Regions from separate parts of the Mus musculus genome. Here regions 1 and 3 are each linked to region 2. Evidence: chromatin loops called from intact Hi-C (ENCODE). Cell type or tissue: left cerebral cortex. All regions are shown on one strand. Each heading gives the region's core, and the rest is flanking DNA. Links, peaks and the distances in the headings are about the cores only. Region 1 has its middle 12 kb from the start of Gm10432. Region 2 holds the start of Gm51958 (a long non-coding RNA gene). Region 3 overlaps Gm10432 (predicted gene 10432).

Evidence for each region. Hi-C counts contacts between places; a loop is a spot of excess contacts. Peaks named below come from ENCODE experiments on the same cell type or tissue, not always from the same donor. Only the 100,000 strongest peaks of a DNase experiment are listed, where the experiment ranks them.
Region 1: a loop joins it to region 2, with 4 times the contacts of the local background. A loop is called at or near these places in 3 of 42 quality-filtered maps.
Region 3: it touches region 2 in a loop (7-fold over the local background); 2 of 42 quality-filtered maps call a loop at or near these places.

What each region holds. Positions count from the first base shown.
Region 1 is chr12:100,258,891-100,269,600 of GRCm38, reverse strand. No RefSeq gene overlaps it. Among named protein-coding and RNA genes, the nearest start is that of Gm10432, 12 kb to the left of the region's middle. In left cerebral cortex, for the core only: a CTCF peak has its summit at 4,974; DNase peaks (open chromatin) are centred at 5,050, 6,588, 7,647, 9,229 and 4 more places; H3K27ac peaks cover 7,567 bases.
Region 2 is chr12:100,349,006-100,357,005 of GRCm38, reverse strand. It overlaps Ttc7b (tetratricopeptide repeat domain 7B), which reads left to right. Exons shown (of 20, transcript NM_001033213.1): 16 at 1,887-2,003. It overlaps Gm51958 (a long non-coding RNA gene), which reads right to left and starts at 7,599. Exons shown (of 3, transcript XR_003950124.1): 1 at 7,319-7,599; 2 at 3,332-3,530; 3 at 2,401-3,013. In left cerebral cortex, for the core only: CTCF peaks have their summits at 1,837 and 7,421; DNase peaks (open chromatin) are centred at 3,702, 4,088, 4,707, 7,280 and 1 more place; H3K27ac peaks cover 6,712 bases.
Region 3 is chr12:100,284,431-100,295,140 of GRCm38, reverse strand. It overlaps Gm10432 (predicted gene 10432), which reads right to left. Exons shown (of 4, transcript NR_045741.1): 2 at 4,717-4,916. Among named protein-coding and RNA genes, the nearest start is that of Gm10432, 13 kb to the right of the region's middle. In left cerebral cortex, for the core only: no CTCF peak of the experiment used is centred there; DNase peaks (open chromatin) are centred at 4,155, 4,923, 5,379, 7,276 and 1 more place; H3K27ac peaks cover 4,116 bases.

The DNA.
Region 1 (10,710 bases), core at 1,288-9,287, 89 kb after region 2:
ATGGAAGGAGTTACAGAGACAAAGTTTGGAGCTGTGACAAAAGGATGGATCATCTAGAGACTGCCATATCCGGGGATCCATCCCATAGTCAGCTTCTAAACTCTGACACCATTGCATACACTAGCAAGATTTTGCTGAAAGGACCCAGATATAGCTGTCTCTTGTGAGACTATGCCGGGGCCTAGCAAACACAGAAGTGGATGCTCACAGTCAGCTATTGGATGGATCACAGGGCCCCCAATGGAGGAGCTAGAGAAGTACCCAAGGAGCTAAAGGGAACTGCAACCCTATAGGTGGAACAACATTATGAACTAACCAGTACCCTGGAGCTCTTGACTCTAGCTGCATATGTATCAAAAGATGGCCTAGTTGGCCATCACTGGAAAGAGAGGCCCATTGGACACGCAAACTTTATATGCCCCAGTACAGGGGAACGCCAGGGCCAAAAAGTGGGAATGGGTGGGTAGGGGAGTGGGGGGGGGGATGGGGGACTTTTGGGATAGCATTGGAAATGTAAATGAGGAAAATATCTAATAAAAATATTTAAAAAAGAAAAGGCCAGACAAGGGCAGGGAGTCCCTAAAACTGTAATTTTAGATGGTTGTGAGTCACCAGGTGGGTACTGGGGCTAAAACTTGGGTACTCTGTGCCATGAGTGCACCCCTGAGCCATATCTACAGCCCCTTACCCCTATATTTAGAATGGCAGCTTCCCCACCTGCTTCTGTCCCTGAGCCCATCCTTGCTGCTCCAACACCCATCACCTCGCCAGGTCATTTCCAGTGGTTGCACAGTATTTGCAACTGATTTGAAGACCCCAGACCCTGGTTGGGGATGGATCCAGGTAGACTCAGCTCAACTCTGCCTCCATTAGCTCTCTGCACCTCACTCAGATAAGATTGTTCTCTGGAGGGTGCCTGGCTCTTAGCCATACTTATAGCATGCACTGAAGTTTGTTTGTTTGTTTGTTTGTTTAACAAGATTTAGGATCCTTTGTCTCTCAAGGAGAAGAGCCTGTCTCTTTCTCACAACAGCAATCACCCAACACAATATATAATATGCTGATTCATTGTGTTATGCTTATAAAGGCGTTACACAATGTATCCCATTGATAAAGGGCTTTATGGTCTTAAATGGCAGAGAACTACATGTTTCAGTCATCATCCTGTTTGTGTGTCATTAGCAAGGTTCTTGGTGATTGCACATCAGACTCCAGTTAGGAGGTGACAGTCAGTAGCCTCAGTCAGACCCTTCTGGCCTGGCTCCAAGCCTGGCAGTTTCCCAACCTGCACTGTCCTACCCAGCATCTTCTTCCAGCTTAGTCTGAGATAACCCCAGGGGAGGGGTGGGGGGGGTGGCCTCAAGGGACCAGAGCATCAGCTGAAGACAGGCGGTGGAGCTCTCCGTGGTCCTGAATTTCCCCTGTGGTCCCTGCTTAGCGTGAGGTGGTTTCTTCGGGAAGCAAATATGAGGGGAAGAGGATTTGTGTAATTCTGGAGAGCCCTCCCCCTCTTCTTCCCACGCACGCTCCCTGGAACCCTAACAGGCTTCTCTTGCTGACTAATGTAATAATGAAAAATAATGAATCAATATTAGTTAGTAATAATTAATAACCTTATTGTCGGGGTCTTGACTGAGCTGGGACCTTCTCAGGAAGTCTTTCCTGGTTCTTCAGAACCAAAAGCGGTCCCCTCCTGGATGCTCGGGTAGTACCCTCTACATCTTGAGTTCTAATGTGTGATGTCACTTGTCCAGTCTGAACAGCGAGTTGGAAGCTTCTGGTTGGTCCACTTCATTGCTGCATGCCCAGAAGACAGGTGACGGCTATAAATTCTGGCTCAGCAAATCAGTTCATGAATGACACGAGTCTGTGGTGGATGGTCTGGGGGAAGGACTAAGAACCTGTGGTAGGAACCTGGAAGAGAAGCAAGAGCTTGGAGTGGTCCTTCCTCTTAGGAATACAAAGTTAACAGGAGCTGGGGGCCTAAATCCTGTTTCAGAGAGGCTGGTCCTGAGGCTCAGGGAGGGGAGGTGACTCTTCTGTGACTGCATAGCTCAGGAGTGAACTGAGCTCCTTGGCTCTGGTCCTTGTGCCCCTCTGCTCACAGCAACATTTCTCTTCTCTAGATCAAGTCTTCACCATTGTATCAGGAAGGCACTGGGATGAATCTAGAGGCAGATGACAAAGCACTAAGATTCCAGGGCAAATTAAGACCCAGGAACTTAGTCTCTGTTCTTCAGAAAATGGCTTTAGGAACCACGGGCCAGGTGCAGAGGAAGCACTGTGCTCTTGATGAGGGACTTCTGATGTCTGAATTTTATCAAGAAAAACAGGATGGGAAATTCCTTTCCCAACATATCCGCAATTCTGCAAGAGTCATAGTCTGGACAGCTGAATCCTATTGGAAGGTTGTGGTGTGAGTGGCCCGGCCTGGCCTCAGTGTGTCCATAGCCAGGACTCCAGAGATGGTGCAAGTCTCCTCCTCTTGGTGGCCTGTGGGTCTGAGGGAAATTCCAATGCTCCGAAGCCTGTGAACATCTTTTGCAGCATGTAGATAGGACGAGAGCTGGGCTACAAACAGCATCCTGTTTATGGGATTACCCCCAATGTCTAGCATAAATCCATCTCAAGATGAGGACTATCTCATATGTTTGGATCCTGCAAGGCTTTGATGGTCAAAAGTGGGTTACTTTGGGCGAAGTTACTGAACCAAGGCTGCTCAGGGGACAAAGTTTGGTCTGATCTCAAGTCTGCTGTGCATAGACTGGGATGCTGGTTAACATCATAAATCTCTAGGGTCTGGGAAGTCCAAGTGAGAAGTGCTGACAGATAAAGTGTCTGCTGGGACCCTCCTTCTTACTCTTAGGTGACACATTCTTATTGTGTCTTCACATGGTAGAAGGGACAAACAGTTCTTTGTGGTCTCATAACTAATAGCACCAAGGACTCTACGAATAACATAACCATCTCCCACAGGCTATGCCTCCTCATATCATACAGTAGTGATTATATTTCTGTACATGAATGCTTGGGACACACAAATATTCAGTCACAGCTCCTCGACACTGCTGTGTCAGGGGAAGAAGCAGAGGTTGTGGAGTCTTCCTCACAGCTCTACTCTTTTCTGCATCTCCCCGGCAGCCTGCAGTGCTCTGCAGCTAGCCTGTTCTTCATCTATGATGTCCTCAGACCTGCTATATCCACCAAACTCATATCTGGCCTGGGAGAGAGAGAGAGAGAGAGAGAGAGAGAGAGAGAGAGAGAGAGAGAGAGACCCATAGGGTTTGAAGCGTGGGCAGACTTGAGCAAGTCACTGTTCCTGCCTGGCTAAGTGTTTCACCTGTGAAATAGGGCAGGCTACATGTTGTCTGAGGGCTCCTATCCTAGATTCCGTGGGAGCAGAGCTGGGCCCCCATCAGAATTGTGCTGGCCTGGAATCCTGGCAGCCGCCGTAGCTGGCCGCCCACGCACAAGCAGGCAGGCAGGAGGCAGGGTGCTGCAGCCTCATTGCCAAGAGCACAGAGAACTTTCCACTGGGTCCAGATTTTTTCATCACCATGGCAACTGCTGGGGGGTGGAAGCAGAACTCTTCAGAATACTGGAGAGAGATTATATGGGAGAAGGGAGAACAAGAAATTGAGCACAGAGCCAAGCTTCAAGTCAAAACCAGCCACCGGTGGGCCCCACCTTACACACACACACACACACACACACACACACACACACACACACACACACACTCTTCCTTCCCTTTCCTCCAAGCCTTCTCTCTCTTTTGATGTTTTCCTATTTGTGTCCATCCTTCTCAGTCCCTTCCTGAGCTCTGGCTCTCAGAAGCTGGGTGATACCATTATTCTTAACACAGTCTGTACCAGGCGCTATTTCTGGGGCTTTATACATAAGGATTTATTCTACCACCACCACCCCTTCTCCGAGTCCTGGGCAGCAGGTCCCACGATTTCACAGATGAAGAAGACATGGAGGCCTGTGGAGGTTCAGGGACTTGCTCAGCCTCTACTGGGTATAGTCCCATTCCAGAGGGGACATCATCAGCCCCTGTGGTGTTAAATGGTCTCAAGTTGAGAAACTGAGGCTGCTAATAAAATGGGTAGTGACCTTAGGGACAGACAGGGAACATAGGAGGATGTGATGGGGTCTTTCCAGTTCCATCCCCTCTGTCTGAAGTCTTCATTGATCTCCCAGCTTCAGTGCGAGCAGAGAGCCAGTGGCTGGCCTCATTGCCTGCCTCCACTTTTAGGCTAGCTCCCAGACCTGCTTGCCCATCATTCAGGCTCAGGGAAAGATCCATTGGAGATTACTGGCATTTGGATATGCGTGTTCCATTCTCAGCATCCTCCCCACTTCCCTGGGAATTCCCTGCATGGAGAGAGCATGACTTAGGACACCTGGCTCAGTGCCTCATCAGAATTCCAGGGGGGCGTTCACTCAAGTCCTCCAAGGTACCAGAGAGGAGGTGACAGGAAGCCATAGAGAAGGCTATTGCAGACGCAGCAAAGATGATGACACAGGCCTGCCAGCTACTTGGTGGGACCTGAGGGTGAGGATGCATTCAGGCCTATGATGAGACCTCACAGGGCTGAGGTGAAAGGCCCCTGAACATTCGCAGAGCAGTTCCCACACAGGTCCACAGCCTTCTTCCACTGGCCAGTGGGTTGTCATCCCACCCATGTCATCGAGAGCTGATGGGACAGGTGTGAGGCAGCAGCTCACCTTTAACTCCTTCTGCCATTTTGGCCGGTGGAGAATCTGGTGGCAAAAGCAAACCCCAAGAGCCTTGTCCTGGGCTAAATCCTCTCCTGAGGAATCAGATACCCCCTCCCCTCGATTACTTATTTCCCTCTTGAGGAAAACATAAAATAAAAGCAACTCATAGCAGCAGAGAAATCATGGCACCTCATGTGGCAGCTGGTTCTATTCCATCCACGGTGCGGAGCCAGAGAGAGATGGTTGCTGCTGCTCAGACTGCTCTCCTTGGTTCAGTCCAGGATCTCTGCCTGAATGTGGAAGGGTGCTGTCCACATTTAGGGTGAGTCTTCATACCTTCATTAAGCTAATCCAGAAAACCCTTTGCTAGCATGCCCAGAGGTTTGTCACCCGGGTGATTCTAGATCTAGATCCTGGCACATTAGTAATCAGTGTTGACCATCACGACCCCCAAATGAATGGATCTGCAGCCCCTGTAACCCTGAACCTCCCCCACCCGAAGGGTCCACTGGGGTTTCAGTCAAATATATATCCCTGGTTCCTGATGTCTCATGATCAGAGGGACTTGTGGCTGTGTCCCCACATGCCTAGGCATGTGGGTCAGACAAACCAGCTCTTCTGGTACAAGGAGGCGAGAAGACAGGATTGGAAGGCAAGACAGGGAGGCAGGGTGGTCCGTGGAGGAAGAAAAGACTCTCTGATTACAGAAAAGTGGGCACTGAAGAACATCCAGCCAACTCCCTTTTTCTCCAGCCTCCGGTGGTACCAAATTCATTTTATAGGGTCTTCCTTGACCTCAATAAAAACAAACTTCCATGTACCTCTTCCACAACTGGCTTTCTCTCGGGGACCAATGAGTGGGCAGCCTAACCACAAGATGCCCCCAGTCAGGCCTGTCACCAATGCATACATGCTTCAGCCTCAGAGCCTTCACTGGGCCAACCATTTCTGCCCTTTTGCTCTAGCAGGTAAGAAGGGCCAAATTTGACCCACTGCCTATTTTTGTTCATAAAGGTTTCCTGGAATATGGACACACCCATTTGTTTATCTTTGTGTGTAGCTGGTTTGCACTACCAGGGCCAAGTAGAATGATAGACACAGCCTGTGTAGCCCAGAAAGTTTAAACTGTTTATCAATGGGCCTTTATTTAATAAGGTTTCTGACCTTTCATAATTCTAAAGCATTCCCATATGACACGAGATGCCCAGGAGTGACAGCTCAGGAGGGACACCTCCTTCTCCTCCTGGAACCCTGTTATAACTGGGAACAACCCCACATGCAGCCTGGGGTGCTGCAAGGTTGCAGTTAGCTATGAGCAAATACTGGTTCCCAGAGAACAAAAAGAACCACCACAAAACCCAAGCAGACCATTTGCACATGGCCTGTTACTAAATCTGTTGCCAAGTCAAGCTCTCCAGTACTTGAATTTTGAAGGACTTGCGTTTATCGTGCCTCAGTTTAACTTTGTCTGAATGTCTTCCCTGACACACTATTTGAACTAAGCTCGCCATTCAGCTTCCTTCGTGGGTTGCTTTCTACATCTCTTAAAGAGCTACGTGTCACGTCACTAGAGACCTTCATGCCAGGCTGTAATTGACCAACCTGTGCTTGCTCCTTAGTCACATCAACCACCCCTCAGTGGCTGCTCTACGTGGACAGTGTTCCCTACGATTCCATTTTAACAGCTTCTTTGCCCAGGAAGGGTGTGGTCTGAAGTCCAGATGGGTCAGGTAGGTGAAGCTGCATTCCAAGTCACCAGGAAGAGGGAGGCTGGAGGCACAGAGCAGCTGGTGCCTGCTCAGTAGTCACCCAGCCTGGGCGGGAGGGCACTGCATCTTCATTCCGTGTCAGGAAGGAGCAGGAAGCAGCAGCTGGCAAGTTCACAATTGGAGTCTGCCCACACAAAGCCACAAATCCCTCTTAGTGAATGCCGATGAGCTGGTGCCACGGAGAAAGCAGCAATTCCCACCTCTGACAGGAGTCACTCATGCTAGATGAGAGGACTGGGCCCATAGCTTCAGTGAAGGAGTGTCACTATGATGCTTGTTGTCATGGCTGGATACAGATAGGACCACTCGTTTCCTCTTCTAAACACCCAGTGCCCACCATGGCCATCCTGGCTAAGATTCCTCTTGAGATCTATGCCAGGGAAATGCTAAGGGCTTTCTTCTGACATTCGCCTTTCTGTTTCTGGTCCATCCATCTCCACCTTGTCTCTGCCTAGCATCTCCCCAGATGGTGCTATTTGTGGGGTAGAGTAGCATTCAGGGATGGTTTTCACAGCCACTCAATTCCTAGCTCTGTGCCTTATCAGAATACGCCTTGTATAATCTATGACTTAGTCTCTTTGTCTGAAAGATGCTAATAATTAATAGAAATAGTGTGTAAACCAATTGACAGGAAGGTGTGTAAGGGGGCAAAGACTGCTCCACAGACAGTGGAGTTTTCCATGACTTCCTTGCTCTCTCTGGACACAAATCTGACGCTGCCAACCATCATTTATATCCATCAGTCTTCTAACAACTGAAACTCAGGCTGGTCTGGTCACCATACTAAAGGGAGAGCCTTTCTGGCTAGCACATCTCAGTCACCTCTTTGCCAGAGATAGAGAATAGAGATGGCTAGACTTCTGTAAGCTGAATAAGTCCTGGGTTCCATGAGAGTCAATCTTTGCATGAAGTTGTGCTCAGTGACAGAATCCAACACCAAAACTGATGCTAAGAAGACATCTTGGACTTTATTTTTGACTCATCCCAACGCGTAGCCCGTAGCAGATTTCCGTGGCGTCCTTCTGCCTCTCCCTGAAGCTGTGGCTCTTCCCCTCCAGCTACACCCCTACAGCTCTTCTGCTCTCTCCTTTATCACTTTGCACTCTGCACACTGCAGGGGTGAGGCCGGGAGCAGGAGCACCCACAGATTGAATCCATATGCTGTCTTTGCATTCATATGCATCTGAGAATCCTTCTCTGTAAACTCCAAGAGGAAAGGACTGTGGGTTTGGGAGTTTACTTTATTTTATGTAATAAGCCAACACTTGAAAAATAGCACACAGAGCTCCCTTATAGCCTTGGCCCAGATTCACCAATTGCATGTGTTCACATTCTCTCTCTCTCTCTCTCTCTCTCTCTCTCTCTCTGTCTCTGTCTCTCTCTCTCTCTCCCCATACATATTTTATATATAATGCATATAATTTTCTTCTCTGAAATCATTTGCAAGTAAGTTGAAGATATCTTTCCCTTTAATCCATAAATAATTCTGTGAGAATTTCCTACAAAAAAGAACATTCTCTTATATAACCACAGTGCAGTTATCAAAATCAGGAAATTAAACATTTCAGCAATTACTGTTATCTCTTCCACAGCCCATATTAAAATGTCAGCAATTGTCCTAGTGAAGTACATTAAAACGTTAGCCATCCGAGGTCCAATCTACAGTCTTGAATGCATCTAATTGTCATATTTCTTTAGGAAACAGTTCATTTTGTGGGCTTTTCCCCCCTGAATCTGTACTCCTACTCAACAATACTTAGAACAACACTGCAGACTCTATAGTAATTCAGTAGTTATTTCAGCTCAAATTGGAAACAAAAGGTTTAAAGCTAATAATTGCAGTCTCACATCTTAAGGAATACAGTTGTGTATCCCAACAGTCATTCTCTCTGGATGGATAGATAATGTGGTGATCGTTGGGTAAATGGGTAGACAGATAGATGGATGGTGAATAGGTTGGTAAAGAGAAACAGATGGATAGAATTGGTTGGTAGTGGAATGGGATATATGGATAGATGAATGGAGGAATTCATGGGTTTTCGGGTGGGTGACAGATCATAAGGGATGAATGGTTATTCAGAGGGAACTGGTTTATGAATGGTACTAATAGTCATATTAGGATGAAGTACTCAGATAGGCACCAGAAATCCTTCTTTTAGGTTTCAACTCTTCCTCCTATCAGCTGAGACTATTGGAGAGCCCCTTCCCAACTCTGGAGCTTGGCAGCCATCGTTGTACTGTGAGATGATGAGCCTGCCTAGATGACCTTTTTGATTTCTCTAGGTTGGACCAGCTCTAGCTATGGAAATAGTGCATGGCAAAGATGATTTGGGTCTAGACAATTCGGCTTCAAAATGTATGTTTTGTAACTGCTTTCTCACTACGGGGACCTTATGAAAAGAAAGGTTCTATGGCCAGCTAGGGCCTCCTTGTCCTCCAATGTGAACCTTCCCTCCCTTCCTCCTAACTTCCCATCATATGGAGGCAAGGCCACCTGACACCTGGGACTCCTGTTCTAAGAAGTCCCAGAGCTTATTGCATGTTTCCTGCTTCACCCAGACCCCATGGGAGACACACATGGCATCTTCTACAGACACTTCCCTGTTTAGCATAGCCTCCTTAACCCTCATCTGTCCTCATCCATGTCCTCACCTCCACACTCTGCAGCCTGCAAGACTTCCTGCCTCCTCCACCCACCAAAAGAGAGGCCCTATGGCTCTGAGACATGGCTCCCTTCCAGACACGTGTGGGCAAAGTTCCAATGCTTGCCCACATGAACAGAAATCCAGGAACCAGTCTCAGCTCACACAAGGACCAGGAATAACAAAACCCTCAAGGTGCTTTGTGATGAGAATCGCTTACCCTCTGGATCCTACAACAGGAAACCCACCAGTTGCTGATGGGGATAGCAAACAAGACCAGAAAGAAAGAAATGTGGGGTGAGGGGAATCAAAATGATTTTAAAAGATTTTGATACATGATGCTGTAAAAGTGATACTCAGGGGAAAGTTGGAATTCAGTTGGACTGTGGGATTTCCAACAGTGTGGATGTTTTATATATGTATTTGTATGTGAGGCTGGGCGAGGGGGGAGGTATGAGCTCAATGTTACAAACGCCAGAGGAAGCCATAGGGGGTGCTGGATACCAAGCCATAAGGGGTGCTGGATACCAAGCCATAAGGGGTGCTGGATACCAAGCCATAAGGGGTGCTGGATACTAAGCCATAAGGGGTGCTGGATACCAAGCCATAGGGGTGCTGGATACCAAGCCATAAGGGGTGCTGGATACCAAGCCATAAGGGGTGCTGGATACCAAGCCATAGGGGTGCTGGATATCAAGCCAGAAGGGGTGCTGGATATCAAGCTAGAAGGGGTGCTGGATACCTCAGAGCAGGAGCTACAATGGTTGTGGGTCACCAAGCAGCGTGCTGAGAACTGAACCAGGGAGCTCTGCACAGCAGTCTGTTTCTCTTAACCATCGAGCGTCTGTGGGTCTCCCTGCCCTGAGTCTTAGGCAGATCAGGGTCCACGAGGGCAAAGGGAGCAGAGACGTGGAACAGGGAGTTCGGAAGCCCTGTGAATGCATACGGTGAATAAACCACACTGGGACCACAGTCAGTAAGCAGATCAACTTTACTTAGGGTGGTTGAAGGCTTATAACTTTTTTTGGGGGTGGGGTGGGGACTGAGGGCAGGGACATCCAGGATGAGTAAAGGTCATTGGCTGGGGGCTTAGGGTACCTAGAATGCCTCATTAGCATGGGGAAGCATTTCAGGAATCTCAGGTGCTAGCTGAACAGGTTTTGTAGGAGAAAGGAAATTGATCCTATAAACCAGCTGAGGCCACCTGACAGTCCTCAGATAGAGCATGGGAGCTTAGAACTCCCCGGAAAAGGTAAGGAGAAACTCTAGTAATGAAGGGAGTCCCCCATTACACACAGAGCCCCAGAAGGCTATTCAGTCAAATGGTAGCTGTTTTTCCACCGCTCCGAAGATGAGCACACCGCATTAACAAAGAATCAGAATCAGGTCAACTTCTCAGCTATGCTCACCACTGCACCACCAACACTGTACCAATTCTTGTTTTTGTACGATGTGGGAGGGGCCACTAAATCTATTGGAATACAGAATATCAGAAATACAGAAATCCAAAGGTACCATGCCTGTGACCAATTTGAAGCTTCAGTAGCTGGGGCTAAGTGACTACCAAATCTATG
Region 2 (8,000 bases), core at 1-8,000:
GAAGCAGCTGGTGAGCGCCATGGAAGTAAAGGGTAGGAGGAAGGGTCCCTCAGGGTGCATGACACGTGGTGAGATCGGGAGGTGACAGCTTCAAAGGGATCCTGACATGCTCTTGAGGTGATGAGGAGCCATGCTGTTTCTCTAGTGAGACTGAACATAAATAACCACTAGCTGGATCGGTAGCAAGGTTTCTGAGAGCTGAGCGAGGAGTGGACAAGAGGCAATTCGGTCCGTGCTCCAGCCTTCTCAAGACACTGGATGTGAGTGCTGAAGGACTGAAGGAGCTGTGCTTGGATGTCTACAAGGAAAAGGGCAGTTTGCTTGGCACTCAGGTCTAGATGGAGGCTAAAGCCACGGGCGATGTTGAGAATGTACTTTGATGATTGTGAAGGGGCTCAAAGTCCAAAGTCTAACCACTAAAGAGCAGAGCTGGGCAGGTCAGGAGGCCTGCTCCATGTCCCAATTGCCTCATGGGACTTCAGGCAGTCTTTTTTTTTTTTTTTTTTTTTTTTGGCTTTTTCGAGACAGGGTTTCTCTGTGTAGCCCTGGCTGTCCTGGAACTCAGCTCACTCTGTAGACCAGGCTGGCCTCGAACTCAGAAATTCGCCTGCCTCTGCCTCCCAAGTGCTGGGATTAAAGGCATGCGCCACCACGCCCGGCTGCAGTCGTTCTTTTTAAACAGGGTATTTCATAGCTCAGATTGGCCTGCAACTCAGTGTATAGCCACTAACAGTAATCCTCCTGCCTCCGACTTCCACATGCAAGGCTTACCATGCCCCAGTTCTGTAAGCTTTCAAAGCTTCTGAGAAGGATAGCAATCTCCTGAAGGGCTCTCTGCAGACATGTATATCAACTGAGTCATATCTCCTGTGTAATCTTATTAATAAACCAAGGTTCATGTTTAATGGATTTTTGAAATTTCATAAATAAATTGGCTTAGTTCTAAAAAGCATGCTTTTAATAAAAATCTCTGTATTTTGAATAAAATTGCCCACTCCAGTGCTTTTAACCTCACCACAGGTCATCATCCTGTGCTTGTTCATGCCTCTGTGGTGAGACTTACACTAAGCCACAGGTTGAGCACGGGCTCAGGAATCCTTGACTCCACATCTACTGCCCTCCCTAGACCCTGCAGGTGCACAGATGGCCCCATGCTAAGAGGAATGCAATTCAGGGCCTGCAGAGGTCCAAGCCAGATGGGCTCCCAGCGCAGAGAAGGGGAGTGGACACAGTCTGTCCTAACCCAGAAGCTATCTCCAGCTGACAACTGTGCACAAAGGAAAACTTTGTTTCTCTAAGGAAGTCTCGCTGTGTATGCAGACCACACTTAAGGGCAGGCCCCGTACCCAGCAGTAGATGGCCAGCACAAAATGAGCTCAATTGTATTTTTCGAAGATTTTTTTTTCATAATTCTTTGTCTAGGCATTTTTCTTATCTTAACATATGTTTTGCTTATATATTATTGTTTTGAATTTTGTGTTGTTAATGGTATTTCTGTGTGTGCAATTCTGTGTGTCTCTGCATTTGTATGTTTTTCTTGTACTTTTCTTTCAGTCTTTTTTCCTATTTGTTTGTTTGTTTGTTCTGTCCTATTCTGGTTTGCTGGATTTTGTTTTATTATTAATTCTTTAGATGCCTGTTTGTTGTTGTTTTCTAATGAGATTGAGAGAAAGAAAGAGAGTGGATTTGGATAGGTGGGACGGACCTGGGAGGAGCTGAGGGAGGGAAACTGTGGTCAGGATATAGTGTATAGAAAAATCAATTTACAATGAAAATTAAAATAAAATGAGCGCAATTGCCCCCTGCCGCAGACTGAGCCTCTTATGTAGTTTGCAAGGCGGCCTCTGGGCTGAGCTGTGTGCTTTCTCCCTTGTTTCCCACTGTAGACTACTGTTTTCCAAAGTGAAGTTGGAGTCACTCTGCCGGGGCCCGGATGAGGCGCTGCTCACCTGTAAGCACATGCTACAGATATGGAAATCCTGCTACAACCTTACCAATCCCAGGTAAGAGGCCAGTGGTGCCTGCTTTGTTTCATGTTCTCATGGGTATCTGCAAATCAGAGCCTTCTCTCATGTGCGTGACTCTGACATAGACTCTGTCACTCTCCCGTGCCCTGTTCTCCACAAGATAGAATGCTGGGACTTCATGCTTCCCTGGGGCTGACGAAGCCTCCAAGTCATGGGTGTCTTTCATTCCCCTCTCCTCCCAGCCCCAATGGCGAGTCTTAGCATCTTTTTAGAAACTGGCTAGTGGCATAGTCCAAATGAGCTTCCTACAGTAATACTTAAGGGATCTGTGTTGCTATCAGGTCACATCCTAATAAGAAGGGAATTCACTATGAACACAGTTAAAAATAATTCTGAAGAAGTTAAATTCATGACTCAGACAAATATAAAATCAACACATTAAATATTTTATTTACTTTATTCACTTGTGAAGAAGTCAGCACAAGGTTATGGCCCATTCAAAGAGGAGTTTGTAACATATATAGGCAGAAATGCTGAAATTAATTCACAAGTAGATGAAAAATAGTATTGTATAAGATGACAGACTATATTTTATGGGGCTATCTTTTCCACGGGATAGAAATCAATTGTATCCCCACAGATAAAATTTATTTGTCTTAATGGTTTTCTATAGGTTATCTCCTTCTGCCCCTTCAGAACTGTGTAGTACTGTAGTTACCAGACCGTCAAAATGCTACCCTTTTGAGTCAGCAGATCCAGGAAAGAACAGCCAGTCGACCCCCCAGGAGGTCACTAACAAACACCCCATAATCTGTTTGCCCCAAGTCTGGGGCGCACTGCCAGAGTGATTTAGCAAAGCGTTATCCGATGATTCAAGTGACTTCCTGTGACTCAGATGCTCAGAAGGCTTCTCAATTCATGGCAAGGTGGATGGATGACATACAGCATGCTCTGAAGAGTCAGGAGGCAACACGGTGTCTGTCACTCGGTGGTGCCAGGAGAGTAGGAGGCAGCCAAGTTCACTGGTGGTCATGGTCTGCAGAGACCTACAGAGAGGAGAGGTGGCTGTGAATTGGGCTGTGGCACTGGGAAGTGGGAATTTTGATTTTTTTTTTTTAACAAAAATGTCTTCAGTTGAACAAAATGTGATGTGGCTCACAGTCTAATTCCAAATCTGAGTAAGACTAGGCAGGAGGATTGCTGAGAGTCCCAGGCCAAATTAGACAAGATAATGAGCTCTAGACTAGCCTAGGCTGCAGAGAGACCGTGTTTCAACAAACAAACAAATCAAAAAGGCTTTTGCCATTAAGAAGCAAATATTCAGACTCAGAGCCTGTGGAAGTGGGTGTGCCGCGGGGACTGACCTCAGATAGACCGGCGACTCAGCTATGACAGAGCAGCTTGGAGTATGGGGCTGCCCCTGGGTAAGCCAGCTTCACTCACAGGGTCTGATAGGACTTCTGAGATGTAGTAAGTCCCCTCACGCTGCGCCTCGCTCCCTTCCTTCCCTCTGGCGAAGGAGAAGCCGTGCTGAATCTCACATTTTCCCTGTCACAGTTTGATCTGAAAATAAAAATCATTTTTACTTTAAAAATCCTACTCATCTCTATAAGCAAAAATGGGAAATGGCAGTCTTTATCTCCCTGAAAAGCCCCTTTCCCGGCCCCTCGATAGAATCAGGACGTGGGAGGCGTGGCCCTCTAACCCAGCCTGCAGCAGGTACTGCTCAGCTGGTTGCCCCCGTGGAGCCCATCTTTTGCCTGTCCCCCCTTTAGAAGGGAGAAAATAAACCATCAGCTTCCTCGTTGCCAATTCCCTCACTTCTCCACACCTCTCCCACCTCCCCACATTTCCTCCCACTTAGCAACCAAGAATATTGAATGTGCAGAGAAAAAAAATAGCAGAATTGGAAAGCCTTTAAAAATACCTAACCAAATGCCTGTGACCATATTCTTCTTTCCTTGAAAGATCTTTTAGGGACAGAGCAGGGTGTTCCCACCCTGGGGTGGACATGAGCCCTCCCAAAGCCCTGGGTATGGGTGGAGACAGGACAGCCATTATCAGAGCTCCCTGTCTGTTTCAACTTCATTTTCTCAGGATATAAATAAATGTTTCTCCGAAACCCTTTACCACTGCACAGACGTAGGCATGCCTGAGCAGCTGGGATGAGAAGTGACCCTGCCTAGGGCATGTAGCATGCACAAACAAGGCTAGCTCTGCAGTCGGCACACTTCACAGCCCCCAGATGCAATACCACAGGACCAACAACAAACAGCCTCCAGGCTCTTTAGGTCATATGGACTTTCACACAAGAATCATGGTACGTGAGAAGCATCCTTTACTAAAAATAAAATAAGCTGAAATTTGAGCAGGAAGGTTTTTACAGGGAGCAGTTGGAGTCCAAAGGGAGTAGATCTGTGCCAACCCCCTGACTCTACTGCCCTTGCCTCCATGTGCTCAGTGTGGCCTCTTTGCTTCATCTGTCTGGGTTCCCCATCGTCCCCGAGGCCCTTACCGGTCATCCTGAGGCTCAGCACGGGCCCTCAGGGCACTAAGAGGAGCTAGAGGAAGACATGGGCCAGCCTGAGAGTGGCCAATGAGAGCAGCCCCTGACTGTATGTTCTCGGCAGCTCTTTCCATCTTTATTTTTGCTTGAGGGAAATCTCAATAGAAGCGGGTTGCAGAGCTGAGCTTGGACAAGTTGTACCAATGGGGCTCCACCTGCGCTTGGAGGACACAGTTTCTGCTTTGAGCAGTGGGTGGACGTTCTCCCCAGGGTACATTTGGGGAAGTGCTGTGGTTTCAGATTCTCTTTTCCTGGGTCTGAATGTTTTCCTGCATTTAAGATAGGGATCTGACTTGCTCGTCTTCTCTCCCTTAGTAAAGAACAAAGCCCTCTCAGTTCTTCTCCATAATGACTTAGCCACTCAGAACAGCGTGAACCTGACCAGACTCTCACCAGAAAGGTCCCCATGGGCTCTCAGCATCCCAAATCGCATCATTTCAGCCGGGGCTGATAGTGATCGCTTTCACTGAGAACTTCTCTGTGCCAGCACCAAACTGGGCCTCTACTCCCTATAAGCCTTGCAAGACAGCTACTGTTGCCCCAACTTTAGAGGAAATGAAAAGCTAAAGGAGAGTGTGCAGCATACCCAAGTTTTCCAACTTTGATTTGAGTGGAGTTACCATCAAACAGGAGGCTGTCTGACACTAAAGCTCTCTCTGTGACAGCATACTGCTTCTGTTGATGACAGCCAGATCCTCCTCCTCCTCCTCCTCCTCCTCCTCCTCCTCCTCCTCCTCCTCCTCTTCTTCTTCTTCTTCTTCTTTCTCTTCCTCCTCCTCCTCCTCCTCCTCCTCCTCCTCCTCCTCCTCTTCTTCTTCTTCTTCTTCTTCTTCTTCTTCTTCTTCTTCTTCTTCTTCTTCTTCTTCTTCTTCTTCTTCTTCTTCTTCTTCTTCTTCTTTTGTCAGTCACTTCTTTCCCACCTCTGATCACTGCCACCTGAACCTTCTCTGTCATTAGCCTTAAAATGACATCCTTATGATTGGAAAATCTTGTTTTCTTCCTAACTCCTATGTCAATCACTTACTAACAAACAACATTTAAAGCTGACACACACTGTTGCAGGTTTTCTTTACTTTAGGCCTTCTAATAATCACCAGTGTTTTGGTAGGGCTTTTTTTATCTTACAGAATGTGTTCTCCTTCTGCCTTCAGAAAAGCAGAATGAATGGGCAAGTGCCATGTTGGATCAACTCTTCTTACTGCTCACAACTCTTCTTACTGACACAAGGCTCAGACACAGTGAAAGCTTGTGTGATTAGGACCCAGGCCTCAGAGGGTTTTAGAGGTTTAGTCCATTATCATGGCAGGGAGCATGGCAGCACGCAGGCAGACATGGTGCTGAAGAAGGAGGTGAGCGTTCTGCATCGAGATCTACAGGCAGCAAGAAGAGTGAGATTGCAGCGCTTGGCTTGGAATTTTGAAACCTCAAAGCCCAGCCTCTGTGACACACATCTTCCATTAAGGGCACACCTAACTCCAACAAGACCACACTTCTTAATCCCCCTCAAGTAGTGCCATTCTCTAATGACCAAGCATTTGAATCTGTGCACCCATGAGAGCCTTTCTTATTCAAGCTACTACATTCTACTGCCTGACCCCTATAGGGGTCATATATATATCATAATGCAAAAAAAAATTCATAAAGTCCGACTCCAAAAGTCCCATAGTCTATCACAGTCTCAACACTGTTTAAAAGTCCAAAGTCTCTTCTGGGATTCAAGGAAATCTCTTGACTGTTTGTTACCCCCTATGCAATCCAAGTCAAAAAGCAGATAACAACTTCCAACCTACAGGGCATGGAATATACATCAGCATTCCAAAAGGGAGGAAAGGCGCATAGTGAGGAATGCTGGACCAAACCCAGACCCTCACCTCTCCTTTCAGCCTCTGTTAGGGTTCCTGTCTGCAGCCCCTCTCTGAGATGAAATATATATTGTGTACCACACAATATCACAAGAGGCAAAGCTGTGATAGGAACTCTGGCGTTCTGACTCCTGGTCTTTCACCACCACACCCTGTCTCTTGTGTTTAGCTTCTGCAGCTGTGGAAGACAGGAAGAGTCTCTAAGAGAAACTACAGTTCCCATTTTAACCAGTGTTTACTATATATGCTCTGACTTGTCAGTCGTAACAGGGGAACAGTAATTCCCTGGAGGTGTATGCTTTGTATATAGACACCGTAGACTTGGGGTCTTGCTGATTTCCTCTCCTGAAAGTACCTCTCTGCACCCCTGAGATCTAGGAAGAAAACATTCAATATGAAGAAAGGATATCCCCATTTTGAACAATGTGTAGTTAGTTGTCTTGAATGCTGTTTTTAAAGGGGCAATGGAAGACAAACTGCAGGATAGACCCAGAGGTAGTTGCTCTACCAGTGGAAGGAGATAGGTCTTGTATCATTATTAATGATTCTGGATGCAATTGATTTCTACTGTTTGAAGTGGGGAGCCCTTAGATTCCCACATCTCCCATAATTGCACTAGAAGGCCAGACAGAGGTGAGCTGTCTCTGGGAAACTCACCAGGCATAGTGACCGAGACAAGTGTTTAAAGGGAACTGTGTTTCTGACCCTTGGCATGTGCCTGGAAGTTTTAACTAGCCAGAATGCGCTATCTGTACACTCTTTCAACTGTTACCCAGTTCTGAATCTTTACTTCCATCATCTAGCCAGAAAAGTCACCCAGGTACAGTGGCTTTCTCAGTGATGATTCATTAGTGACAGACAGAGAGTAAGAGCCCAGATCCCCATCCAGGCTCCAGGATCCCAGCTTTTGGATCCCTTCATACCTCACACGTGGCAGCCAGGCTCATTCTCTGCAGCTTGGTGAGGTGGAATCCCATAACATTACAGCTGCAGTACCCCAGTGTGGTCCAGCGGGCGCCCAGGCAGGTCAATGCCTCGTGGGTTCCAGAATCGTCGTACATTGAGACAAAGCCTTCTGAAAGCTCCCTGGACGAGGAGCCTTCGCAGTGTTCAGATCACCAACCCTTTGTGACTGCTTATATTAAAAACACTACATGACCAGACCAGTGTTAGAAACATTCAGCACATGTTGTATGATTATCTGCTCAGGAGTTTGTATTGTCTTCTACTAAGGGAGATTTTTTTTTGTTTCCCAGTGTGGAAATAATTAATAGTGCAGCTTCCAGCAAGTCTGTACGGATGATGTGGTAAATGCAGGCTGACAGTCTGCGCTGAGCGAAGTTTCCTCGGCTTCCTGTGTTTCTCTAACTACATCTCTGGACATGGAAATTGTAGCCTGTAAACTGGGTTAAGGTTCATAACAAATCTCGTTTGCCACTTTCAAACAGCAGCAGCTGCACACAGGAAGGAAATTGTGTTCCTTGAAATTGTAGATTTCAAATGGCTTAGAACCCCCAGACATTATCATGATAGGAATAATAACAATAATAATTTCTACCTATTTCATAGATTTGGGATCTCTATGGCCTAAGGTCCTTTAACTGC
Region 3 (10,710 bases), core at 1,578-9,577, 63 kb after region 2:
TCTGCCCACAGATGACAGGTAACCAGTTTTGCTGTGCCTTTGGAATGAGATGACACTTGGTGATATATGGGTGAATGACAGGTACATGCAAAGAAATGGCTGAATCTCAAGATACTACTGCCAGCTAGAGAAGCCATTCAGCTAGAGCAAGCTATGTGGCCCCACTGATTCCCAGACTCCAGGATCTAGGAGCTAACCCACGTTCACTGAGAGCATACCCAGGGTGGCCGGGGCAGCAAGGCAGTTGTCACAGAAAAGGAAGAAGACTTTGGGGGTGATGGATAAATTGACTGTCATAATCATGGTGACAGCTTCATAGCAGTAGATATATTTCCACACATATTACACTGGACACTGCAAATATGGACAGGTTCTTTGATGTCAGTTATACCTTTAAAGGTTGTAGTTGAAGATTTACTAATTCTGTATATGCATGTGCTTGTGTGTAGGTATGCGCACATGAGTGCAGGTGCCCCCAGAGGCCAGAAGAGGGCGCTGGATCCTTTGTGAGCCACCTGAAGTGGGGTACTTAAAACCAAACCACAGTTCTCTCAAAGAGCAGTAAGTAAGTGCTCTTAACCATTGAATTATCTCTTTAGCCCTGAAACAATATTTTAAAACAATAGGAACTGACAAGGAGATGGGGCTAAAGACAGTTGTCCAACCCCCACTTGAAACATGAGCTAATCCTCACATACCTTATACTCCCCAAGAACCTGGGTCAGCAGTAGTGCTTCTGTGAACCAGAAGGCCTGAACCCAGAAACCCCAGGCTGGTTAGCCACAGGCGGGTTACTTGCTGGGCTCTTATGGTAAGAGGTCTACATGAGACTCCTTCAAAGGGCACAACCCGTTTTGGGGAGGGTGTGGGAATCTCCTATTTTCCCCGCTATAAAAGAAAACACATGATGCTACATGCACTTGGGATTTTCAACACAATTGGCTAAAAATAGCCTGGGCCACCACAGCCCGATTCCTTTTTAGGAAGGGTTCCAGCAACCCAGCCTGTTCTAGCAGCCAGCTCAGGAAGTGAAGGCTCGGCCGGGCGGAGCTTGTGTCGGGGCCGAGGATGAGCCCATGGGGACCCTTGGCTTGTTCTGGCCACCCCAGTCTCCCAGCTTACTGAAAGCCAGGCCTCCAGGAGCACACAGTGACATGGGCAACAGCCTCCCCACCCTTGTCTCTCACAGGGCTGGGCTCCCATGGTCCCGTGCACTGGGATACCCCACATTGTTTCTCACTACCTCAGTTTCCCTATCTGGAAAGGAGTCTCCATTTCCTTGTCTTATTGTCCCCAGAGCTGGCACATGCCAGCCAGATGGTGGAGGTGGGCAGACCTGGAAATGTGTGAAGGGTAGTATCCATGTAAGGACCTGGAGGTTACTGGTGTCATTATTAGTCAGATTCCCCTGGGATAAAGAAGACATTTCTAATGAAAGGTTGAGCAGCTCTTCCTTCACAATCAAGCTTTTGTCCTTTCACAGGCAAACCCTGATGCTCAGAAACACACCAGCCCAAGGCGCGAGCCTTCGACAAGGAGATAAATAGGCAGCAGCTTGCAGGTCTGTTCCTTTGCCCATGCCTCTGCAGACACACCCCAGCCTTGGGGAGCCCAGCAGATGGGGGAAGCAAAGGCTTGGCCGTGCCAATGTCATAGGTTTTTATCCAAGCAGAGGCACGGCCAGCCCAGAGTGGAGACCTTCCTCTGTTCTTTCAGCGACCCCCTCAGCCACTGGGTCGTCCTGACAGAGGCCCAGACGGTGACACCAATGGTTGAGTGTTGAAGTCCCTTTCCTGCGCACCTACAGTGTTCCTGATACTCTTCCAGTCCTGAAGGCCCAGTTTTCATCTCTGAGAGTCCGTAGCCCAAAAGAGAAGACTCCAAGAACTTAAATTTCAAAATGATCTAGAACCTTCAAATTCTCACAATCTGGCCCCAGCTACCTGCTCTGTCCCTTGCTGTCTAGCTCCCCCACTCAAGCAGCTAGAGGGTACCCTTTGCCTCTCAGGGGAAGCAGGAGAGAGAAACTGGCCTTGTGGGTCTGAGTGTTCTTTGGTTTGGAAGAGATGCAGACACACCTACAAGAATGACCTCAGGCCTATCACCACAGAAAACCACCCCCCAGTTTATCACAGCCACCTTCCACCCACTCATAGTCAGAGACACTGAGGCCAGTGACATCTCAGTCATGGTCCCTGCTCTATTTCCTCCAACAGCCTGGGCCTTTCTTACTTCAAAACTTCCCATTGCAGGGTCTGGAAAGAAGGCTCAGTCAATCAGGCTGTTGCCCTGTGAGTTCGATCCCAAGAACCCATGTAAAACACTGGGTATGGTAGGTTGAGTTTGTAACCCCCAGTCCTGAGGAAGCCAACCCAGTAGGACTCCTAGCCTCTCAAGCTCACCAGACGAGTCCTAGGCCCAGTGTAAGACTCTGCCTCAGAAACCAAGGTGGGCAGCTCCTGAAGGTCCATGGCCCAGGTGGACCTCTAGCCTCCACCTGCATGGCACACACATGAATTTGCATGCATACATATAGACATACGCACAAAAGTAGTCTCCAGTGGCGTCACTGACACACTCAGTGTGTCACATCTACCTTTCTGTCAGTTGAGGGAGGAATAACCTAGCCAGTCTCCAGGGTCTGGAAGCAAACGTTTCCTTGGGACAAGGTTATTCAGCTCTTGAGACAGGGTGATGGCTACAACATACATATACAGCTTAATGACTGTTTTAATAGTTAATAATCCTGACTACAACCCCTTCAAAATTCACACATTATGTTACTACCTATGTATCTATGAAATCATGGCATAGTGTTCCAAAGAAGAACTGTAGTTTGCAAATGTTAAAAATCTCAGAAACTAAGCAAAAATCTGCAGAATAATACATTTATAAAAGTACAGCAGTATATAGCAGCTGAGATGAGGCCACCAGCACATATACAGCAGTGGACTGCTGGGTCTGGGTTTAGTCAGAGAAGACGCATCTAACCCTCAAGAAACTGGAGACCCCAGCGAGTTTAAAGTTTGGGTGAGGTGGGTAGTGGGTGGTAGGGACATCCTCGTGAAGACAGGGGGGTGCAAAGGAGGTATGGGATGTGGAACAGTTGGAGGGTGGACTGGGAGGGAAATAAAATCTGGAGTGTAAAAAAAATTAATAAAAAATGATAAAAATTAAAAAAAAAATTCACACATTAAAGCCCTTCCACTCAATGCCTCAGGCTTTTATAGAGTCTGGCATACCTTTAGTCCCAGCACTTGGGAAACAGTCAGTTGGATCTCTGTGAGTTCAAGACCAGCCTGGTCTACATAGTGGGTTCCAGGACAACCAGGGCTACATAGTAAGACTCTGTCTCAAAACAACAAACAACAACAAAAACAAAACAAAATAAAAGGGATTCCTGATGTGGACTTACTCTAAGAAGAGGTCTCTGGAAAAGAACATAGCTTTACTGCTGCTAAGCTACGCTAACCCTGGGCCTACACACACACACACACACACACACACACACACACACACACACACACTCCAGCTCAACACACTCCCCCATTGGAGCAGAAAAGAAGGGGGCTGAGCTGACTCCCCCCCCCCCCCCAGCACTCCAGTATCCGCCTCCTCTCAGCTGCTAGGCCTCCTGCCACGGGCTGCAGTTACCCTAGCAACCAGCATGGGCTCAAAGCCTGAAGCCGAAGGCCTAGCTTTTCTATCACTCACACCACGGCGCCCACGCTGAGTGGGCTTCTCTGGTGGTACCTAGCTTCGCTAAGGACAGGAAGTAGAGTTTTGTTCCACATGGCCCTTCCCCAGCCTTCCCTAAAAATGTTCAGCCGAGGGGAGGGGTGAAAGATCAAAGGACAGGCACGAAGATAGGCTTTCAGCTTTAGGCTCAAGAAGCCAGAGAAGCCTGAAGCTGGGAGAGAGAGGAGGGCCCAGTCCATGGTACAGACAGGGCACCTCAGTCCTTTGGTCTCCGCTACACCCAATCAGAACCAAGAAACCGCGCCCCAGCAGCCACAACATGGCCTCTAGACTGGGGTCTCTCCTGCAACCTGTAGACTATTCTTCTGACCAGCTTTAGGCTATGCTGCCTTTGAGATCCCCTCTGTGGGCCTCTGCATCAGTCATGAGCATCCGTCCCCACATGGTCTCTGCGAACATCAGGTTCTCCCCTGGGCTCTTGGCCAGCAGGCTCTGTTAAAATGATGCTGACCCTGCCTACCATTCAGCTAAATGCCATGCCCACTGAACACCTGCCCTTGTGCCAAGCACAACACACAAGAACTCAGCAGGCAGTACTCTTGTGCCCTTTCCCACCAGGCCCCAGAGGTGTGGGGAGGGAACAGAGGACTGTCAGCCTCTCTTCGTCCTGGCCAAGACACATGATTGTCAGCACGAGACCCAAGCACCCTGTGTGTCAGTCCTGGCTTCGATGTGGATCTTGTGTGACCTTGGCTCTACAAAGGCCACCTCTGGGCTCCACCTGACACCACTGTGGATTTGGGGGTTGAGGGGGAATAAAGGCACCACACTACTGCTCCCTGTAAAGTCAAATCAGATCATGATGAGAGGCCCCGCACGTCCCTCCCCTCGCCACACCTCGCCTCATGCCCCCATGCCTCTCCACACACCCCCACACCGCCCCAAGCCCACCAAGCCTTTCCACACACCCCAAGCCTCCCACGCCCCCCCCCTGTGCTCCCCATGCCCCAAACCCACCCCCGCACCGCAAGAAGCACTGTGTTTGGTTCATAGCAGGCACGCAGCCAGGAGGCAGCCAGAAGGTTTGGAATCTAGTCCCCCGAACTGTCTCCAATGGCTCCCATGTCCGCTAGAGTTCCCATCCGGAGCATCCGTTTCACCAGCGAGGCAGGGAGGTGAGGCTTTCTGAGGCTTCTGTCATGTGACCTGCAGGCCAGCTACAAGACAGGTACAGAGAACTCAGGAAGAGCCAATGGTACCTCGGTTTCTCTGTTAGTCTCATGCCAGCTACAACACACACGTGGCCCCAATAGTGTTCCCTCCCCAATGTCTGTTAGCTACAGGACACATCAGGAACCAGGGACTCCATGCCAGCCCCTGTAGTGCCCAACCCAGCAAGGTTATGGTCCCCCAAGGGGCAGGGTGTTTCTCCAGGCCACAGCAGACATAAATCAGGCTCTGCACTCTGCCTGTCAGCCTTGGAGCCACCCACAACACCCCCCCCCCCATTGCTTTAGCTCCCACTGTATGTACCCTGCCCCCACTCCCACCCTCCCTGAGCCCTCAGCTCTGCTCCCGCTCCCGGGAGAGCTTGAGCCTGGAGTGTTACAGTGTTTGGCTTTCTCCAGCCAGAAGGGATATTTTCCCCTCTTCTTGGCTGCTCTTTGTTTTAATGACTTTTTGGCGCAGGGCCCAGGCTGGATCAAAGCTTCCCTGTAAGGAGGATACTAGGACAAGGCGGTGAGTTTTCTGGGTGGGAGGGGGGCAGATGAGTTTTTGTGAAGGTGAGGGGGACCGGTAGCTGGAAGACTGGTGACCCCAGAGTCAGAGCTCCCTCACACTACAGGTGAAAGATGGATCTGAGGATGAGGTTAAACAACAACAACAACAAAAAGACAAAAAACTAGACCTCCTGCGGGGTAAGACTAGGAGGCTTTCCCAGAGCTGGCCAGCACAGGACAACCAATGTGCCAGAGTTCAAAGTCCAGTGGATCCTGTCCTCTGGGAAGCCAGGAGGCTCTGTGAGGAGGGGATTCTAGGAGCCTGGAACTTCCTTCACCTGCCTTCCTGCTTTGCAGGTCCCAGCCCAACTCCTCAGATGAGCCCAGCTGGTGAAACCTAGAGGATGCCGCATGGTTTGATGGGTATTGATTGACAGACCTCAGGAAAGCTTTCTGAGGAGCAGCACACACACACACACACACACACACACACACACACGCCTCTAGACCAGCTACTCAGCCTGGAAGATGCTGGGAGGAGAAGTCTGGTTCCCAGAAAACACATCCACTAAAGGTAGCCTTAGCAGCTGGACAGGTCAGGCCCAGGCTGGCCCAGAAAGAGGGGGCAGCTGCTGCCAGTGTTGCTGCTGCTGCTGCTGCTGCTGCTGCTGCTGGTGGTAGTGTTTTGAAGAGAGCAGGAGGCAGCCTCAGGGAGCATGCAGACCTGGGGAGTGCTGGTCTCTGAGGAGTCAGAGGTGCACAGGGGTGCCCTGTGGAGCCAGGAGTCTGGGAGCCTAGGATGCACAAGGTGCCTCCACTCTACTAGGGCTGAGGACAGACACCCTCAAAGCAGAAGTCTCTAGATCTCTAGGGTTTGTCTCCATACTAGAGGAGTGACTTCATGCATGCACCCTACACATGTAAACACACTTAAGGTGCACCCTTGCTCACGCTCACACATACACACATGATTGCACACATGCACTTGCACACATGCACGCACCCCATATACAGATCCTACATATATACTCCTGTATGTTCCTGTATATAAATGCACATACACACACTTACCTATGTACACACATATCTCTATGTATACACAGGCCCCTTGCATGTATGCACAGTCTATACACACATATATAAAACCCTGCACACATACCTCTGCATACACAGCCCTATATGTGCACCTTTGCACACACACACACAAACACACTTGCACACACACGCATCCTTGACCACATGCCCTTATACAATCACACACTCAACTCTGCACACACACAGTCCTCCCACATATAGAGTCTGCGTGAGGTCACATGGTCCACCATTCCCGGCTTTCAGCTTTGGCATTTCCATGGGCCCCTTTGAGTCTCAGTTTCCCCAGATGGGGCCAGTGTTTCACCTCTGTCTCTGAGGTGTGAGGCCCAGAGTGCTAACTAGAAACTTTGCCCTCATTCTCAGCATACAGTCAAGGAAGCTGCCTCTCAGCAAGCCAAAGGGAGTGGTCCGCTTGCCTGAGCCAAGTGACACTTCCTGGACTTAAGTGACCTTCTGACCCCAGAGGTCCTTGTGTGTGTAAGCCACAGATCCATCATCCACGTGCACTCACTTGAGTAAGCAACTTGCACACACATCGTAGTGGCAGCAGCCACTATTTCCTGAGGACCCACTGTGCGCACCCAGATTCCAGTGCTTCTCTGGTGTGCAAGTAAGAGACTCCAACTGAACCACAAGTAGGTGGCCTCAGGATCATTTGGTTCTTATCTCTGTGCCCATCATCTTCAGGGTTAAGCTGGAGCCACATGGTTGTAGGGTGACTGCTGTCACACCAGACATTATGTCTGTAATCCGTCATAAACAAAGAGTATGGCAACTTAAGAAAACCCTCTTGCCACACACTCCTTCATGGAGAAGCAGAACCTCCCTCCTTCTGGACTGGAAGTCTTCCCAGAGACCTTCCCTTATATGTCATTGCCTGGTGTTGTGCCAATGGCTTCTGCTAGCTGCAAAGGAGTCTGACAAACAGAGAATCTGGCCAAAGAGTGGTCATGGTGGGGACAAATTGTTTCTCACCGCCTTGAGCAAATCCAAGTTTGCAGGCTAGGGGGTGGAAAGCAGAGGGTACCAAAATGTCTACTACTTGTGCTCCAGTGTGCCATCCTCTGTCCCTCCTCCAAGAGGTAGTCTGAAGGCAGTGGACAAAGAAGAGGGGAGGGGTGCGAACTCCCTGAGGAGGTGGGAGAGATCTGAGATTCCAGTGCAGCTGGGCCTCCAAAGTTGAAAACGCTATCTTGAAGCAAAAGGAGGGCTACTCTCCTGGTCTGTACCCATGTTGGTCACACTGTCACTGTCCCCCAGGCCTAAACAACTAGTGCTACAGCACCCTTGGTGGTGCTGTGACACACCTAGTGGCTGCGTTCCCAATTGTCCTCTTCTGTGACCCTCACGAGCCAGCTTTCTGCGTATGCTGTGGATGAATGTACTGCCATAGAACAGCCCCAGTCCCCTCCCAGAGACAGTAGGCAGAGCATGGGCCTCATTCCTGGGATCTCACAGGGCAATAGGAGCCCCTCATGGGGCAGATCAGCAGGAAGTCATTTAGGAAGCTGATTTCTTGAATACAGCCTAAGCCCATTCCTTCTAGAATGGAAATTCTAACATCATATTGTTCAGTTACCAAAGGCAGAGTAGAGGCAACTTGGCTGGCCCTGAGCATGAAGCTCACTTGTTTGGGTTCAGCATCTCCTCCCCGGGAAACAGTGACAACCTTTCCGTGGTGAACAATTGTGTCCCTTCTCTGGTTTGGTTAGAAAGCTCACTGGGGTCTGCCAGTACCCAAGCTCTGAGTTCTGCACGTAGCCCTTCTGAGATATACAAATTTGGGGTCCCTAGCTCTGTGAATGCCTGGAGCTCCTTGGGTCCCTGCATGGACAGCTCCAGCAAGGTAGCTGCATGGAAACCGGCCCTCCAAGCAGCTGTGCCTGGGTCATCTGCCTACCTCAAACGGCTTCTGCTAGCATTGCAGTGGTCCTGCAGATCCTATCCCAGGAGTGCCCTTTTGAGAGAGGGGTTCCGCCGGCGTGTACTTGGATAGTAATGACGTGCCATACGGGGGCTAATGATGTGACCCAGTTAGAAGAACATGTGACTAGCATGTTCAAAATGCCGGCTCCAATACCCAATGCCATTGGTCATCAACTGGCTTCCGTGGTGAACAATTGTATCCCTAGCACTCAGAAAGTAGAGACATTCAAGGTCATCTCCAGCTACATAGTGAGTCCAAGACTAGCCTGAGCTACATGAGACTTCTGTCTTAAAATAGTGTTAAGAATAATTTGCCATCCCTCCAGTGGCCCTAACCTGTGAGAGTGTAGTGACTAAGCATGAGGGACATGGGAACGGTGACCCACTGAGAATAATCCCCCTCCAATAGAATGCTGGTGAAGCTCTCATCCCTGTATGTAGTGGGTGGGGACAGCTATTAAGCCAAATAAAGGTTTCACTGAAAAAGTTGGGGCTTTTTACCCACCAGAACCAAGAGCCGGCAGAGGTAGGCAGAAAATGAGCTTATCTTCCTGGCTCAGAGCCGGCTGGGGACACGGTCAGGGGCTGAATGTCCTGTAACTGATCTTCTCCTTCCATGAGCAAGGCCCTGGAGATGGGGCTGATAGTCACAAAGATTACCATAGATCCAAGGTTCAGACCTAGGGTAATTGTGACTCCCATCCCAAGAGTCATTTGGCAACAAATGTCTGATGGCATTTGAGATTGTTACAGATGGCAGGAGCTGCTACAGGAATCAAGTAGGTAGAGGGGTTCATCTAACTAAACATTCCGTCGTCCAATGGTTCTCAACCTTCCCAATGCTACAACCCTCTCGTCCCAGTTCCTCATGTCCTGCTGACCACCAACCATAAAATTATTTTGTTGCTACGTCATAACTATAACTTTGCTACTGTTATGAATCATAATGTAAGTGTCTATGTTTTCCAATGGTCTTAGGTGCCCCCTGTGAAAGGGTTGTTCAACTTCCAAGGGGATGGAGACCACAAGTTGGGAACCACTACCATAGTGTAAAGGACAGGCCCCAAACATCTGCAGTACATCTTTGGGCCATTGGCATGACGTTAAGGAGCTAGCGCCTCCTCCGTCAGGTAATGGGACATTGGCAGTGACAGGTCGCTGGAGCACAGGAGAAGACAGTCCCCTTTACACGGTGCCACCTGGTCAGATCTCTGTAAAGAAGAGATCTGAGAAGATATGAGATCTGAAAGATAGAGACGTCCAGCAGATATGGGAGAATGGCTTGCATATCCCCAGGGTAGCCTAGGCCCTGGGTCCTGACCGGTCACAGCTTTAGCCCCAGGAAATCCCAAGGGGAAAGACAATTGTTCTGTGGTCAAGCAGCTGCCCCCATGGCCTGTCTCCTTGAGAAAACAGGCAGGGGTTCACCCCACAACCCCTTCCTTTTCAGGTATGCCCTGGGACCGTATCCAGCTGGGAGCAGCTACGAGCAATAGACCCATCTCAAACCCTGGCACTTCTGATAGTCTGCACCTGGCCTGTCAGTTCCCAAGGCTGCAGCCAGCTTTCTTACCTGTCCCCTCTCTGTTGTTGCACCAGAACCTTTCCTGTGTCCTCTCCTAATGGAGGGGCATCCTCCACCCGACACTGAGAACCCCAGACTACACCCCAGCTGCATCCCTGTTATGGACCCAGAATCTTCGACCCAGAGCAGTGCTTACTATATCTGAACTCTCATTTGCTTACCGTGTGTGTGTGTGTGTGTGTGTGTGTGTGTGTGTGTGTGTGTGTGTGTGTGTGTGTGTAGTTGTGTTGGAGATGCTATTCCTTAGGAGTACCATTCTTAGTTTTTGAAACAGGGTCTGCCTTTGGCTTGGGTTCACTGACCGCAGTGGTATTTGTGCTGTGGATTGAATTCAGGTCATTTTGTTTGTACAGCTAACACTTTACCAATGGAGTTATCTCTCCAGCTCCGTGTTGCTCTTTATAAACAAAGGAAGTACCTTCCAGGAGCTTTACAAAGCAAACAACAAAAAACAACCTACACTTACAAAAAGATTCAGGGCCGGATATGGTGGCTTAGGCCTTTAATTAAGTATGGAGGAGGCAGCGGTAGGCATCTCTCTATGAGTTTCGGGCCAGCCTCATCTACATAGTGAGTTCGAGGTTAGCCAAGGCAACATAGTGAGACCCTGTTTCAAAACAAACAATGGTAAAGCCAAGATATTTTTAAACAGAAGTGTAACAAAGAAACATAAGGCAACCTTAA